Regions from separate parts of the Mus musculus genome. Here all the other regions are linked to region 2. A link is a loop called in an ENCODE intact Hi-C map of the cell type or tissue named here. Cell type or tissue: heart. All regions are shown on one strand.

The links. Hi-C counts contacts between places; a loop is a spot of excess contacts. Peaks named below come from ENCODE experiments on the same cell type or tissue, not always from the same donor. Only the 100,000 strongest peaks of a DNase experiment are listed, where the experiment ranks them.
Region 1: a loop joins it to region 2, with 4 times the contacts of the local background. A loop is called at or near these places in 18 of 42 quality-filtered maps.
Region 3: a loop joins it to region 2, with 5 times the contacts of the local background. A loop is called at or near these places in 23 of 42 quality-filtered maps.

Annotation. Positions count from the first base shown.
Region 1 is chr15:79,827,954-79,832,953 of GRCm38, forward strand. Npcd (neuronal pentraxin chromo domain) reads right to left here. Exons shown (of 9, transcript NM_001013362.2): 5 at 735-1,025. It overlaps Cbx6 (chromobox 6), which reads right to left. Exons shown (of 5, transcript NM_028763.3): 5 at 1-1,025. The coding sequence ends at 27. Among named protein-coding and RNA genes, the nearest start is that of Cbx6, 3.9 kb to the right of the region's middle. In heart, CTCF peaks have their summits at 584 (motif pointing right), 785, 2,632 (motif pointing right) and 4,270 (motif pointing right); DNase peaks (open chromatin) are centred at 353, 708, 2,648 and 4,418; H3K4me3 peaks cover 1,439 bases; H3K27ac peaks cover 465 bases.
Region 2 is chr15:80,078,172-80,083,171 of GRCm38, forward strand. It overlaps Rpl3 (ribosomal protein L3), which reads right to left. Exons shown (of 10, transcript NM_013762.2): 2 at 4,219-4,411; 3 at 3,444-3,612; 4 at 2,725-2,860; 5 at 2,195-2,381; 6 at 1,519-1,679; 7 at 536-637; 8 at 160-255. Snord83b (small nucleolar RNA, C/D box 83B) reads right to left here and starts at 408; the gene lies at 332-408. It overlaps Snord43 (small nucleolar RNA, C/D box 43), which reads right to left and starts at 4,735; the gene lies at 4,688-4,735. LOC115488570 (a small nucleolar RNA gene) reads right to left here and starts at 2,915; the gene lies at 2,861-2,915. In heart, CTCF peaks have their summits at 444, 2,651 (motif pointing left) and 2,853; DNase peaks (open chromatin) are centred at 400 and 2,954; H3K4me3 peaks cover 2,834 bases; H3K27ac peaks cover 2,163 bases.
Region 3 is chr15:79,944,199-79,949,198 of GRCm38, forward strand. It overlaps a transcript of Cbx7 not described here. Among named protein-coding and RNA genes, the nearest start is that of Cbx7, 14 kb to the left of the region's middle. In heart, CTCF peaks have their summits at 2,781 (motif pointing right) and 3,658 (motif pointing left); DNase peaks (open chromatin) are centred at 2,023 and 2,813; H3K27ac peaks cover 344 bases; H3K27me3 peaks cover 1,106 bases.

The DNA of each region.
Region 1 (5,000 bases), 250 kb before region 2:
AAAGCCCCCCTCCTTGAGGAAGCCCCTCACTTACTTGGCCCAGTGCCACCCCCGCCCCCTGTAGCACCTGCCACCCCAGCGGCCACCTTCTCAAAATCCTCCGGGCTGCAGAATTCCTTGATGGTCACGGTCAGGAGGTTGCTGGTGACATCTGTGACAACTACATTGGAGCATGGCGACATCTCGGGGCGCCAGTCCCCAGCCTCAGGCTCGGAGGAGCCAGCACCTGTGGGCTCCAGAGCTGTATGTAGCGCCTGGTCCGCAGCACCAGTGACATCAGGAGGCACCCGCTGGCCGGTGGCAGCCGCCTCAGGAGGGATGGACAGATCGAGCACCTCTGACTCTCGCCAGTTGGGCACAGATCGGCTCAGGGTCTCCGGGAGTAGCTTGGGTGGTGCATCGTCTGGGTCAGAGGACTGCAGTGTGGGTGAGGGGCAGCCGGAAGAGCTGGAGCTGTGTGCGTCAAAGGGGGCAGCAGCTGGGGTGGCCAGGAGCAGCCCAGGCCCCGAGGAGGCCACATCGGCTTTGCCCGCAGTAGAGGGCGCCAGAGGGGCAGGAGGGGGCTTGTAGAGCGCAAATGTGCCAAACTTCATGTGGCGGATCTGGGTACGGAGCATGCTCTCGCTGAACTTCTTGCTCTTCCCAATGACCCGGTTCCGCGAGGGGACTTTCGGGCGGGCCAGTGCCCCGGTGCCCTGCGCAGTGCTGCCACCTCCCGGACCCTTGTCAATCACCTTCAGGTTCAGGATGATGCGGTTCCGCTTGGGCTCCCGGGGCTTCACCTTACGGTTGATGATGCGCACGGTCTCAGAAAAGGGCGAGATGGGTGGGCGTAGGCCAGGGCTACCCCCTTGTGGGTCTGGTCGTGGCAGGGGACGGCGAGACATACGGTGGCAGCGGCGGATGTCTTTCTTGAGCCGGTGCACCGCAGCGCTGGAGTGCAGCTTGGGCGAGGAGGCGCTGGCGCTCGGCTTGACAGAGAAATGCACATCACTGATGCGGAGGGCCTCCGCCTGGGCCCGGGCCTGCGGGCAAAGGGGCGTGTGTGGGACCTCAAGACTTCCCGCGGTCCCTAGACACCCCTGTGCCAGATAGCCCCGAGCTCCATCAGTACACGTTCAGAAAGAGTACCCAGAACAATCAGTGACTTATGACCCTTCAGACAATTAAAGGGAAAGTGCACTGGGGCGTGCAGCTCAGGCTTGCCTGGAATGCGCGGGGCCCTAGTTCCGTCCCGGCTCCAAATAAACCTGACATGGGGGCACACCTGTAAATGGAGGCAGGTGCACCGACCGTAGGTTCAGGGTTATCTTCAGCTACACTGTATGTTTGAGGATAGTATGGGTTACATAATACTCTTCTAAAAAACCAAAGCAAACCAAACAGGAAACCAGTCCAGAGAGGCGGTGGTGTGTAATTTGTCTACAAGGGCTAGGTAATTCTTAAGGTCTTTTTACTACCCCTAAGTCATCGTGTGTGCGCACTGCCCTACCCTTCCCCATGCCCACTACCCCGCCATTCTTGCTGCTTCAGCAATAATGACAGGGACCTTGTGAGGAACCCTTTTCCCTGTTACGGATCCCAGGCAAGCCTGGGACTCTTCCAAGGGCTAATTTTCTTGGTGCCAGAGTAGATTCACCCTGACCTCAGATGACCATGATTTCAAGAAAGGCCCTTGCTCCAGCCACTCTCTGCCCTGACCCTAGGCAAGAGTGCATTCACACCAACGGTTCAAAGGCCTATACTCAGAAGCCAGTGTGAGAATTTAGCCTAGGCCTCGGGTGGGTGGGCACAAGACAATGGAGTGGAGGTAAGTGTGATCTCTGAAAAGCCCCAGGACCCAACAGCAGCTCAGCTGCTAGTGACTTCACAAGAGCCCCACACCAGCTCACCCCTTGCCTGATGACTTAGAACAGAGAGCAGACACGACTTCTCCATAGCCAGCCTTTCCTTCTCTAAGGATGAGGGCCAGCTGCACAGCTCTACTCTGAAGGATGCCTTCCATAAGGTGCTACTTTCTAGAGACACGGGCTACCTAGCAGGAGGTGGTGACTTTATGGAACGCAGAGAGGAAAACAGACCGGACACTGCCAGGATATGGAGAGAATCCCAGCAGTTTCTGAGGCCAGGGTGGGACATGAGGACAGAGACCCATGCAGGCCACATCCCAGTGCTCAGAGGATGCAAAGATAAGAGTGGACAGCTGTGGCTGAGGACCAAATAGGGAAAGACAAGAATCCTGACTCTAATAGCAACCCCAGCCACCATGGGGCAAAGCATGGGGTTCGGTTGTGACACTCTAGTCTAGTTAGGAGAAGTTAGGGGCACCAAGGAGGAGCTTACTCCCATGGATAATTTGTTGGGGTCCCCAGAAAGAATCTGTGTTGGGGGTGGGCGGGACTCTCCATCCACAGTCCCCACACACTGGATGCTTAATGAGTACAAAGAGAAAACCTGTACACCTCCTGACAAACCCAGATCACGACCAGTCAGGGGTCTCCTGGCTTATAGTGAACAGATGTCTTCTTACCAGGGAGCCCCAAACCCTCAAGGGACAAGAAACACATCTGAAGATTACGGGGCTCTGTATCCAGGCTGGAGTGTCCACATTCACTAACTGACACTAGGTGGCAGCACTGAGCCAGACACAGCTAGCTCCCAGGGCTCTGTCCAGTTGAGTTCCACAAGGGGCCCCTTACACCCCTCCCAGGTACATTGATGGGGGAGCTTAAGGGATCTCTTCAAAAACAAGGACCTGCCATCCTCTCACGCTGCATCCTGCCTCCACTTCCTCATCATCAGATCCGGAGCTGGAGTTGCAGGTGTTTGGGAATCTGGTACTCTGACTGAATAGCACTCTTAGCTGCTGAGCCATCTCTCCAGCCCCCACTGACTAGCTAGCTCCTACGGGGGAGGGGGGGAAACAGGTGGTCCTTGGAGTGTCAGGATGTGTGCAAACAGTGGACCCAAGATAACAGTCCAAACCTCATTTCCCTTTCTGCGCCATCTCAGTGAGTCCCTGCCATGGTGTCCTCCTGTGAGCAACATTAGAGCACCTGCTGACCACACATTTGGAGGCAGCCAGTACTTGGTAGGTACCAGGCTTCTGAGAAACCAGCTTTCCCTAAAACATGCTTTCAAATGGCTTATAAGAAACATCTCGGGGCTGTCGAGATGGCTCAGCAGGTAAGAGCACTGACTGCTCTTCCAAAGGTCCTGAGTTCAAATCCCAGCAACTACAAGGTGGCTCACAACCACCCATAATGAGATCTAACGCCCTCTTCTGGTGTGTCTGAAGACAGCTACAGTGTACTTATGTATAATAAAAAATAAATCTTAAAAAAAAAAAAAAGAAAAATCTCTTACTTTACAGTGTCTAAACATACTGCATAAGATACAGTTCTCGGGCTGAACAGAAGGCTCAAGAGTAAGAGTAATGACTGCTCTTCCAGAGAACCCAGGTTCAGTTCCCAGCACCCACATGGCATCTCACAAATACCTGTAACTCCCAATTCTGGGGATCCATTTCTGGCCTCCATGGGCACCAGGCACGAACATGGTATACACATACACACACACACACACACACACACACACACACAGAAGCACTCACGTATTAAACAAACAAACAAACAAACAAAAAGATGTTATTCTCCTTGGGTTGGGAGGTTTTTGACAGGCCCTGGGTCTGCTTAGTGAATTTCGAAATCACTGCAGGCCACATTCACTGCACTAACAGGACAGGAGTGGCTACAGGGTTTGGGGAGGACTGCAGACAGCATTGAGACACTGCTGCTAGCTCTCTGTGGTGGTGGGTACCTTATTAACCTGTTTCTTTTCCATGGTGTGGAATGGGTTCGTGGCAGCCATCTCAAGAAGGCGCCAGGATGTTCAGCACTCCTCCTTGCAGAAAAACCTGTGTATTCTGCTGAACTGCCTCTTACTCACAAAGCAACAGGTCCAGCCTAAGCTACCTCCCTCCGCATCCCTTCACACCAGCTGCTTCCTAAATTCTGGATTAAGGCTCTACAGCAGGCAGCTCCACCCCCTGCCCTAGCATCTCTGAGCCTTGTTTCCTACAGATGTGTGTTCAACTTCCACCTATAAAAGTGGACTAGTACTATCAACTCCACTGGGATGTTGAGACGATTAAAGGAGATGATTCGTGCAGAGGACTCAGCACTGCTGGGTTCCAAAACAAATGGGAAATGACAACTTTTAAGAAAAGGGCATTTTGAGAATCCATACTCAAGATCATTACCGCCTTGACCACTAGAGGGTGCTCCAGGGGCGCCAACAAGCTGTCAACACAGCCCACCAGTCTTCCAGCTGCTCTGCCCACTCCCTCCCCACCATCAAGCATCAGGGTTAAGGTTGCTGAGTTAATCCCCGAAGATGCACCGTGGCTAGAGGCGGGGGAGTAGGGGTACGCGACAATAGGATTCCAGAAACCAAGGGGTTTTTTTTGCCACATTTGCATTTGGTCCAAGGCTAATTCTTTACACCCAGTCTTTTGGCTGGCGGAGGGGGCCAAGACAGCGCAGGGGGCCAAGACAGCGGGGTCTGGTCCACCCTTCCCCCACTGAGCTTGGAGCTCTTTGGACAAATTGGAGATTAAGAGGTTCTGCATCTTGCAGTCTCTTCTCCAAGGAGCTCTTCCCGTGTTGTGCTGGTGCCAAATTTGGTGAGAAGACCTGGGGCATCGTTAGTTCTTTAGGGAAACTACGGAGGCAGACACTGACCGCCTTGCATTAAGTGGCCATCAGGGATCGTCTTGCTCTCCTCTTCCCAGGCTCTGTTCTTCCTCATCAAAAACAAAACAAAACAAAACAAAACAAAAACAAAAACACCCCTAACTCTCCAAGATGGCTTCCCATGAAGTTCTTCGCTCTCTTGCCAAACAGGCTATGTTCACCATGCCCCACCCCATCTTCATTGGAACCTCCAGAAATATCAGGATTAGGGGTAGACAGGCTCAGGACCCGAAAGCTGGTAGTCCA
Region 2 (5,000 bases):
CAGCCACCACACTGACACAGAACAGAGTGGGTAAAAGGCTAATGCAAAGTCCACCCTTCCCCAGGATTTCAATACCCAGACAGGCCAATTTCCGCATAGCTCAAGGCCTGTGATCCCCCATGCCCAGAATGACTGGTTAGAGCCCAGGATCAGTCTCACCTTACGAAGAGTAAGTACTCGCTTCTTGGTCCCCACCACACAGCCTTTGAGCATGATGAAGTCATTGGTCACCTCACCATAATGCACAAAGCCACCCTAAGGAATCATAGAAAGCCATTGGTCAGTGAGGGCAGTTAGCTGTATCAGAGGCAACTAAGATCAACAGGGCTGTTCTCAGAAGGAAGGCAACAGGGAATAATTCCTCAGTCTCTCTCGGGCGCTGTGCCCAGCGCACATTCCAGAGCCTCATCACAGAACAGCTGATTCTGACATCTTTCACCAACCCCACCTAGTGGACTCAGCTAGTTGCTGTGCAGAGGCACGCATGGCAGGTCCTGTCCCAGATATATCCTAAGGCTCAGCCCCCAGCACTCACCAGTGGGTTGATGCTCTTGTCAGACAAGTCATAGTCAGTAGATGCATTGTTCTTGATCAGTTTGCCATCCTTGATGAGGTAGCCTTGACCAATCTTGTAAATCTGCACATGAGAGTCAACAACTGAGAAGTCAGTCCTGAGAACCAGCATCCAAAGTCAGGTAGAAACCCTGAATGTCAGTGACTGGCCTGTTACCCAAATCAGCATAAAGTGGGAGGTCTATAATTGTGTTTTCCCATGTAATGGGCCAGATTAAAACACTATTTGCTGGAACTCTGTTCTAGAACTTGGGACAAAGGTAAGCGGCTCCTCTTTTACAGTTACCAAGCATCTTTTTTTTTTTTTTTTTTTGGTTTTTCGAGACAGGGTTTCTCTGTGCAGCCCTGGCTGTCCTGGAACTCACTCTGTAGACCAGGCTGGCCTTGAACTTAGAAATCCACCTTCCTCTGCCTCCTAAGTGCTGGGATTAAGGCGTGCGCCACCACCGCCCGGCCATTACCAAGCATCTTAAACTACTAAATCTAGGTATGGTAGCAACTCAGGCCTGTAATCCTAATAATCCTGAGGCAGACACAGGACTGCTACAACTCCAAGGCAGCGCATGCTATGCTGCTGTTATCTCAAAATGCATAAAAACTGCTTATAGAGATGGAGAGATAGATGGCTCAGTGATTAAGAGCACTAACTGCTCTTCCAGAGGTCCTGAGTTCAATTCCCAGCAACCACATGGTAGAGCTCTCAACCATCTGTACAGGGATCTGATGCCCTCAGTGGTGTCAGGAAATAGCTACAGTATACTCAAATTTTTTTAAACTACTTATAATTGAACCTTTAAAAATTTCCAACAATAACAACAAAAATTTCCTGGGAAAGGGTTAGGGCATTAATTAAACCTGGGTTAGGCAGTGTCATGGATTCCTAGGACTGACTGTTCTATGAACCCAATACCCTCTCTCATTTGCAGGATCCCCAATCAGCCTTACCTTCTTGTTAATCTCTGTTCGGTGATGGTAGCCTTTCTGCCCAGCTCGAGCCACAGAGAAGGCAACACGGGCAGGGTGCCAGGCTCCAATACAGGCAACTTTGCGCAAACCTCGATGGGTCTTTCGGGGCAGTTTCTTTGTATGCCAACGACTGGTTACCCCTGGAAAGAATGTTAACTTCATGGGGCTGGGCACGTTCCTGTCCCTTCCCAATGAGTACTCAAAATACCTGTGATTAGTTCACTGATTACAAAATTATCTAACAATGGGTAAATCTGAATATCAGAATTCAATCCCAACCCCACATTCCTGTCCTATTTTAAAATCAGACTGGATGGTTGTCTGCCTAAATAGTTATTTGCAGCTTCATGTGTCACTATGTGGCCAGAGGTTGCCATGTGTTTATTGGTTTGAGGCAGATATGTACTCTAGGGAGCCCAATTTGTCCTTCATGGCCACCTGGCATTAAGGGTGAGGTCAACTGACTGGGTCCACATATTTGAGGTGTTACTCCTTTTCTTAGCTCATTCTCTAAAAGCTGGTCAACTTGACCAGCTGACTGCTGTTCCCAGAAGGCAGGCAGGCAAGGAAACGCTGCCACCGCATCACTTGGTGCTGTGTCCAGTGTACGTTCCAGGGTCTCACATTATCACCCACAAACTACAGCAAAGCTTACCTTTGTACCCTTTGCCTTTTGTCACGCCAATGACATCAATCATCTCATCCTGCCCAAACACCTGGTTCACAGGAACCTGCTGCTCCAGCCGCTCTCGGGCCCAGTCGAGCTTCTCAGCCACAGTGCCTCCATTCACCTGGATCTCCATCAAGTGTGCCTTCTTCTGGCGTAGAGGAAGCAGACGCATCTAAAAGAAGCAGATGAAGCTTATATCAGGCTGGTGGCAAATGGACTAGAAAGTAAATCACCAGAAGCTCAAAGCCAATAGACCTGACTTTGCCAGTGGTTGGTGGACTCATGCATGAGCTACTAAATGGTTCCTAACTAGCAATGTGTTTAGAAAACAGAATACTTGGCCCAATCTCACACCATCATTTCAGATTAGTCAGATAGAGCACAGTAAGACCATCTAGAGAAGCAAGCCTCAGTGTCACAGTGCCCTCTGCTGGTTGATTTAAGACACCAGAAATGTCTCTAATCCCCTCGGATCACAAAATGCCTGCAAAATGCCCCAAACCTTAGGTGCTTACCTGAGTGTGGGCAATGATGCGGATGACCTGGCAGTACTTCTTCATGCTGTTGAAGTCCTTCTCCAGCTGCTTCTTGCCTGTGTCATCCTGCCATTTCTTACAGTACTTGGTGAAAGCCTTCTTCTTAGACTTGTGCCTTCAGGAGCAGAGCACAGTTGGGGGAGGGGCCCGGTGCAGGCCTTCATCACCCTTGCAACAGGTGAGAGGAAGGCAGACTGGCACCATTTGGGGATGGGGCTCATTGCCGGCTTCTAAGGAGCCTTTTCCACCGGCAAGCGGAGCCTGGATGAAGCTCATCGGGCAGAGCCGAGCGGAGCTGAGCAGAGGTCCACAGGTTAATATAAGCCACAAATATACACAACACACAACTCTTGCTCCAGGGCACCAGAACATCCCTTTATCTGGGGGCACATCTCATAGTAGTGGAAGTCAGGGGCTCAGGCCAGAGGCAGGGGACCTATCTAGTACAGACAAGGCCAGCATCCAAGCCTCAAAGGATTACCTCACACTAAGGCCCAGATGCAGGATGTCTTGTTTTCCAGCTTCCCTGCCACTTCAGTGTCAAAGCAACTCTAACACTTCTGCTAACCAGGACTGACCAGCACCCTCAAGGGTTAACAGTCAGCTTTTGGTTCAAAAAACCTTTGATCCAACTTCCTTCACTTTACATCCCAGCTCAGAGTGTCCCTTACTTCTAAGGGAACCCAAGAGCCTCTTACCAGTTCTTATAGAAGCGCCTTTTACACTCATCGCTGATGTGCTCAGCAAATACAGTCTTGAAGGTCCGGAGGCCTCGTGGGGTCTCAACATATCCCACAATGCCCACAACCACCATTGGGGGAGTTTCCACAATGGTCACAGCCTCCACGACTTCTTTCTTGTTCACCTCTGTGAAGACAAACAGGCATAAGCTTCAGTGGGAGCACAAATACCCCAGCACATACAAGCATCCATTTAGACAGAATGGCTGTCTCCGCATCAGAATACTGGGCCTTCCAGGACTGCTCTTCAGAACTGCGGGCTCTCCAACTGCAGCTTTTAACAATTGAGCCAAAGTTTCTAACCTCCACTTACTTTGCAAGGCTGCTAACAGGCACCATGCCAGGTGGTGACTATCACCACTGAAGTAGCAAAATGCCATGTGCTATCTAGACTGTCTCAAAGAGGAGCTTTATCACTAGTCTGGTTTCATGTCCAGAATACACTTGTTAAATGTGTCTACCTTTTCAGAGTACCTAGGGTTGATAACAGGCACTGGCATGGAAACAACCAACTACCCCAACAGGACTCTGCACAGGAATCTGTGTTAAATTTCGCTAGGCCAAAACACTTCTAGGCTCCCTTAGTGTGGGCACTACCACACTAAGTCAGGCTTTGTTCTAGACTTACCACAAAGCACCCCAGGATGAAGCTATTGTGCTCCTTTGGGAATTTACTGTAACTACAGGCAAAATTACACACAGCCCAAGTTGGACAAGGAAGTACTGTACATACTAGATCCTGGCCTGTCAACTTCCCGGACGATGTGGGTCATGCCAGCCTTGTAACCCAGAAAGGCTGTGAGGTGAACGGGCTTGGAAGCGTCATCCTTAGGGAAGCTCTTCACTTTCCCACGATGCCGGCTGCTGCGCTTGCGAGGCAGGAAGCCCAAGGACCCATGCCTGGGAGCTGAGAATTTCCTGTGAGACTGAGGTAAAGGGAGAGATCACAACATTGCTCTCAGTCTTCCAATCAAGCCCAAAGGAGGGTTCCACATTTAAAGGAATTGTATCAGAGGACAGACTGCAATAAGACTTCAGCTTAATGCTTTTAGTTTCCATGCCTTTCAAACACAAAACAGCTTAGTTATACTAAAACCTCGATGGGTGAACTTTCAAGAGTATCCCATGTGACTAAATGGCAACATGGCGTATCAAGATGGAGTCTAATGCAAGTCGGCCTCAAACACTCCCTCCTAAAGCCAAATCAGAACTTGACATTCAGCACAGAGTTTCTGTCCGCCCGTCAAAAGGTTCATCATTTGTGGCTTCTGAGAACTCTAGAGATGCACCTTCCACTCTTATAACATTCCAAAATGGAGACCCGACCCGATTTGCCAAATTTCTCCACTTAACCAATGCATTCCTAAAGACCTGGGCCATCCCTACCAGACTGACCACTACCCTCGAATTAAGCACAAAACAGCCCATTCCATAAGTCCCTTAGGATTACGCTGATATCAAATGGGTCGCACACAGGCCCAGGCCGGTCCCACACACATCCTCCGTAAGGCCGTT
Region 3 (5,000 bases), 130 kb before region 2:
TGTATTTAGAAATTGTATATCTATGGCAATAATGTAAAAGTACAGATTAATGCATGTAGAAATTTGACCCCAAAGTAAACTCTCCCCCAAAAAAGGATATAACCTATAAGCAAAGAAAGCGGTGGGGGGAGAGACCCTGGGTACCTGACTGCCTTTGGGTAGTTGTGCGGAGCCGCCTAGCTGGAGTCTCCTAGGATCACAGAGGACAGAGGAAAGCAGGGCCTGTACTGCAGCCCCACAGCAGAATGGAGGGAGGTGACCAGGTGGAGGGAGGGAAGGAGCTCAAGTCGGATGCTGGGTCTGAGGGTATCAGAGAGGGTTCTCCTGCCTCCCTGCCTGTCTCTCCAGCCCCCAGGGCCAGCTTCCTGGTGTGTGGCCAGTGCCCTCGTGCAGGCTGCACCTACATGGGTCCGACAGACAGCTGATGATTCCCCGCTCTGATGCCAAAACATCCACACCAGCTGCTGAGGGGCTCTGTGTTTTCATCTTACACTGGATCCCATCCTGCGTCCCCACCCCTCAGCCCCTAAGTCCCCTTCTCTTCTGCCTGGACTGTCACAAACTCAGCTTCCTGGGCCTCTGGCCCTGCCCCTTCTGTAACTAGTATCACCACCCTGTACATGTCTTGGGCCCCTCCCTTTCTGTGGCAGAGCTCAGAGTTGGGCCCCGGAGACCCTGTGTACATTTGTTGGTGAGAGGCACCTGTGTACATCACGGAACAGAGCAGCAGCAGCAGCAGCAGCAGCAGCCTCTACCCTAAAACCATTTACATCACTGCCACTGTTCCCTGGTGGAGCCACCTGGAATCCCCAACCTTTTCAGACAGAGAAGAGCGCCCAGCCTAAGGGAGCGCCCTCCTTTTCCCAGCCTTGGCCCCTCTCCTCCTCCCGTTCCTGACCTCTTCCTCTCTCTCTAACCTTTCTCAGGTATCTGGCCCTGGCAACTGAACCAGACAGGCCTGATGCCCAAGAGGTGTCCCGCCCCAACTGGCATTTCCTTCTCCTTGACCCTGTAGCTGCTGCCACCACCCTCTGCACTCACAGTCCCCAGCACATTGCCCTCCAGTCCCTGCCACCTCCACGCAGCCCTGTCTCAGTCAGGGTTTCTATTCCTGCACAAACACCATGACCAAGAAGCAAGTTGGGGAGGAACGGGTTTATTCGGCTTACACTTCCTCACTGCTGTTGACCACCATAGAGGAATGTTACTTACTGGCTTGCTTATTGTTTGTTTGTTTTCGTTTTTTTTCGAGACAGGGTTTCTCTGTATAGCCCTGGCTGTCCTGGAACTCTGTCCTGGAACTCACTTTGTGGACCAGGCTGGCCTTGAACTCAGAGATCCCCCTGCCTCTGCCTCCCAAGTGCTGGGATTAAAGGCCTGTGCCACCCTGTCCGGCTTCTTTTTTTTTTTTTTTTTTAAGATTTATTTATTTATTCTATGTAAGTACACTGTAGCTGTCTTCATACACCCCAGAAGAGGGAGTCAGATCTCATTACGGGTGACTGTGAGCCACCATGTGGTTGCTGTGATTTGAACTCAGGACCTTCGGAAGAGCAGTCGGATGCTCTTACCCGCTGAGCCATCTCATCAGCCCCCCTGTCCGGCTTCTTAGCTTGCTTTCTTATAGAACCGGAGACTACCAGCCCACAAGGGGCCCTCCCCCCTTGATCACTAATTGAGAAAATGCCTTATAGCTGGATCTCATGGAGGCATTTTCTCACCTGAAACTCATTTCTCTGTGATAACTCCAACCTGTGTCAAGTTGACACAAAACCAGCCAGTACCCTCCACCCTGGTGTTCAGCCTGAGGCTGGTCTTCAAGAAGGCGTAGGGGGAAGAGGGCATATGGGGAACTACACTGTTTTCAGAGGTGAGGGCCAGACTCCCTACCCCCACTCCCGGTTGGAAAACCACAGTAAATATCTTCAGTAAAAAGCAAGGTCCTGGGAACAAGGCAGATGCCCACAGTGCCTCCCTGGGCAGCACAACTCACACTGACCACCAGGTGGCGCTAAGTTCCCAAGTTCTGGCAGACCTACAGGCTCCACAGCTGGATAAGGCTGGAGCTGGAAATCACCAGAACTTGCCAGAATGCAGCGGTAACACAGAAGGTGGGTGGGTCCTCCCTGTCTCCTCTGGCCCTCTAGGTGTTTTCCTGTCAGTCACTAGTGGACTCTACACCTTCCAAGCTGCAGGTCAGCTCTTCCCCAAGGGAGAGAGGCCGTGAATAAAGCAATGTCGGAAGAAAACAGCAGAACTGGATTCACCCCCTCCCCACTATGCCCTCAGCACTTGCTAAAGGCAGGTTTATGTAGGAACTGCTCTTAGTCCTATTTCACAGGCGAGAGAGCTGAGGCACGGAGAGGCTGCAGAGCTTAGCCCATGCACTTTGAGCTCTCTGGCTCCCCAGGAGAGATAGCCTATTGACAGTCTCTTTTTGCAGGTGACTTGAGGTCCAGAGACTAAGTGTCTTTCTCTTTCCTCCTCCTCCGCTTTTTAAGTTTTATTTCGAGACAGGACTTCTCTGTGGAGCATTGGCTGTCTTTGAACTCACTCTGTAGACCAGGCTGGCCCTGAAAACACAGAGATCTGCCTTCTTCTGCCTCCCTGCACTGCTAGCCCTGAAAGATGGGACACTGTGAAGTACCAGAGTTATAGTCATCTCACCACACAGATGAAGGAACTCAGTCCCAGAGAGGGGAATCATTTATCCCTGGGTGGTGCAGAGGCGAGAGAGCGCGTGCCCGCGCATGTTCAGCAAGAAGGTGCAGTGCTCAAAGACTGCCAGAAGAGGGCATCGGATCCCCTAAAACTGGAGTTAGAAACATCTGTGTGCCCCCATGTGTGTACTGGGAACCAAAACTGCTCTGTAAGAGCAGCCAGTTGTTCTTTTGGCTGCGAGCCTCTCCTTTAACAGCTGAGCCATCTCTCTAGCACCCCCCCCTTTTTAACGTGGGGTGGGCACAACTACACACGTGTGAAAGTAAGACAACCACATTCACAGGTCAGTTTTCCCCTTCTGTTATTTGGGTCTTTGGGATTGAACTCAGTCAGGCCGGAAGGTGAATGAGTGTCTCTACCTGTCACAGAACCATGTCGCCAGCCCTGTGATGTTTCTTTCTGTCCCTAACCATCCCAGGAGCCTTGTGGCCCTCCTCACACAGCCGTCTGCCTTCCCTTTCCTGCTCCAAAGCCATCCTAGCCTTCTCTATAAACCTGCTCACAGCCCATGAGGGGCTGGGATATGTGTGATGGCCTCTTGCTTGTCAGTTTGACTACATCTAGAATGAACTAAACCCCAAGGGCTGTGAGGAATTTTTGTTTGTTTGTTTTTGTTTTTCGAGACAGGGTTTCTCTGTATAGCCCTTGCTGTCCTGGAACTCACTTTGTAGACCTTGAACTCAGAAATCCGCCTGCCTCTGCCTCCCGAGTGCTGGGATTATTTGGCTTATTTTGGATTTTTTAAAAAAACATTTATATGAGTACACTGTAGCTGTCTTCAGACACACAAGCCACTATGTGGTTGCTGGGAATTGAACTCAGGACCTCTGGAAGAGCAGCCGGTGCTCTTAATGGCTGAGCCATCTCTCCAGCCCCTCATTCTGGATCTTTTGAGGTCAGAAGATCTGGGCCACGCCCTCTGCTGGCAACCTATATAAATATGAGCAAAGACTGAAGCTTGCTCTCTGTGCCTGCTTGCCCTCACTCTCGCTGGCAGGTCTGTTCTTTCGCTGACATTAGAGCTGCCTCCTTCAGGCTTCCAGCATACACTGAAGTCCAGCTGAGACACCAGCTTCCAGGATTGATCAGCTGCCGGCACATTCTTGAACTTTCCACTGGTAGACAGCCATTTTGGGGCCACACAGCTGACCGTAGTGTGTAAACCATCTTAATTGTCCTTCTATCTGTCCACTCTATTCCGATCCTTTAGGGAACCTGACCGACAGGTATGGGATGTCAGATTCTTACTTGTAATTGTCCCTAGGACAAGCTGGGGCGGGACCAGAGGACAAGGTGGGAGGCCATTCCTCTCAGTAAACCCACTGAAAAGATTCCATTCGAGACCCAGGGTCTAGGTCTGGGTTATAAAAATTCATCTCTGATGCTGCTGCCACCTCCTTACCACTCCCACCCCCGCCCTCCACCCATACACTGAACCCTGGCCTCTGCTGCCTGCCCTGAGGGGCATCCTGTGGTTGCTTAGAAACCTTCTTTTCTGTTTCAGCCTTGGCCTCTTCCTCCTGGGCTGCTGGGCCACCTTCTCCCTCTACCTCTCTCTTCCACCTGGATGGCTAGGTCATTCCTCGATCTCACCTGTGTGTACCAAGGGTTTAGCACCGAGCCAGCTCTGTGTTGTGAGATGGTTCAAATCTAGTTCTATCATTCTATGCTGTGCTGCCTCCTACAAATTCTTCAACCTCTCTGAGCTTTGTTTTTCACTTGCAAAGGGATTGTAGTGAGAATCTGCACACCAATATGCACAAAACAAGCGAGCAAACAGTATGAGGTGGCTATCCAGTGAAGGTGACTGAGCACTCTAATGTATGCCTTTTAAAAATCTGTATATATACATGTATATGTACTTATTGTTGTTTTGGTTTGGTTTGTTTCCTGACAGGGCCTTACTATGTAGCCCTGGCTGTCCTGGAACTCACTCTGTAGACCAGGCTAGCCTCAAACTTTAGAGATCTGCCTGCCTCTGCCTCCCAAGTGCTGGGGTTAAAGACTTACTACCACTCCTGGCTATTTATTTTTTATTTTTAATTAAAAGAAAAGAAGTCAGCAGACTCCCTGTCCTCCTATTCTTTCCTCTACCCTGATGTGTCCAGAGGGATCACCGAAAAACAACCCGACCCATTTACACACATCACCACCTGCTCAAAAGCCACCTGTGAGCCAGGCACACGCCTGCCATCCCAGCACTCAGGAAGGAGAAGCAAGTGGATCTCTGTGAGTTCAAGGCCAGCATGGTCTACATAGATAATTCCAGGCTAGCCAGT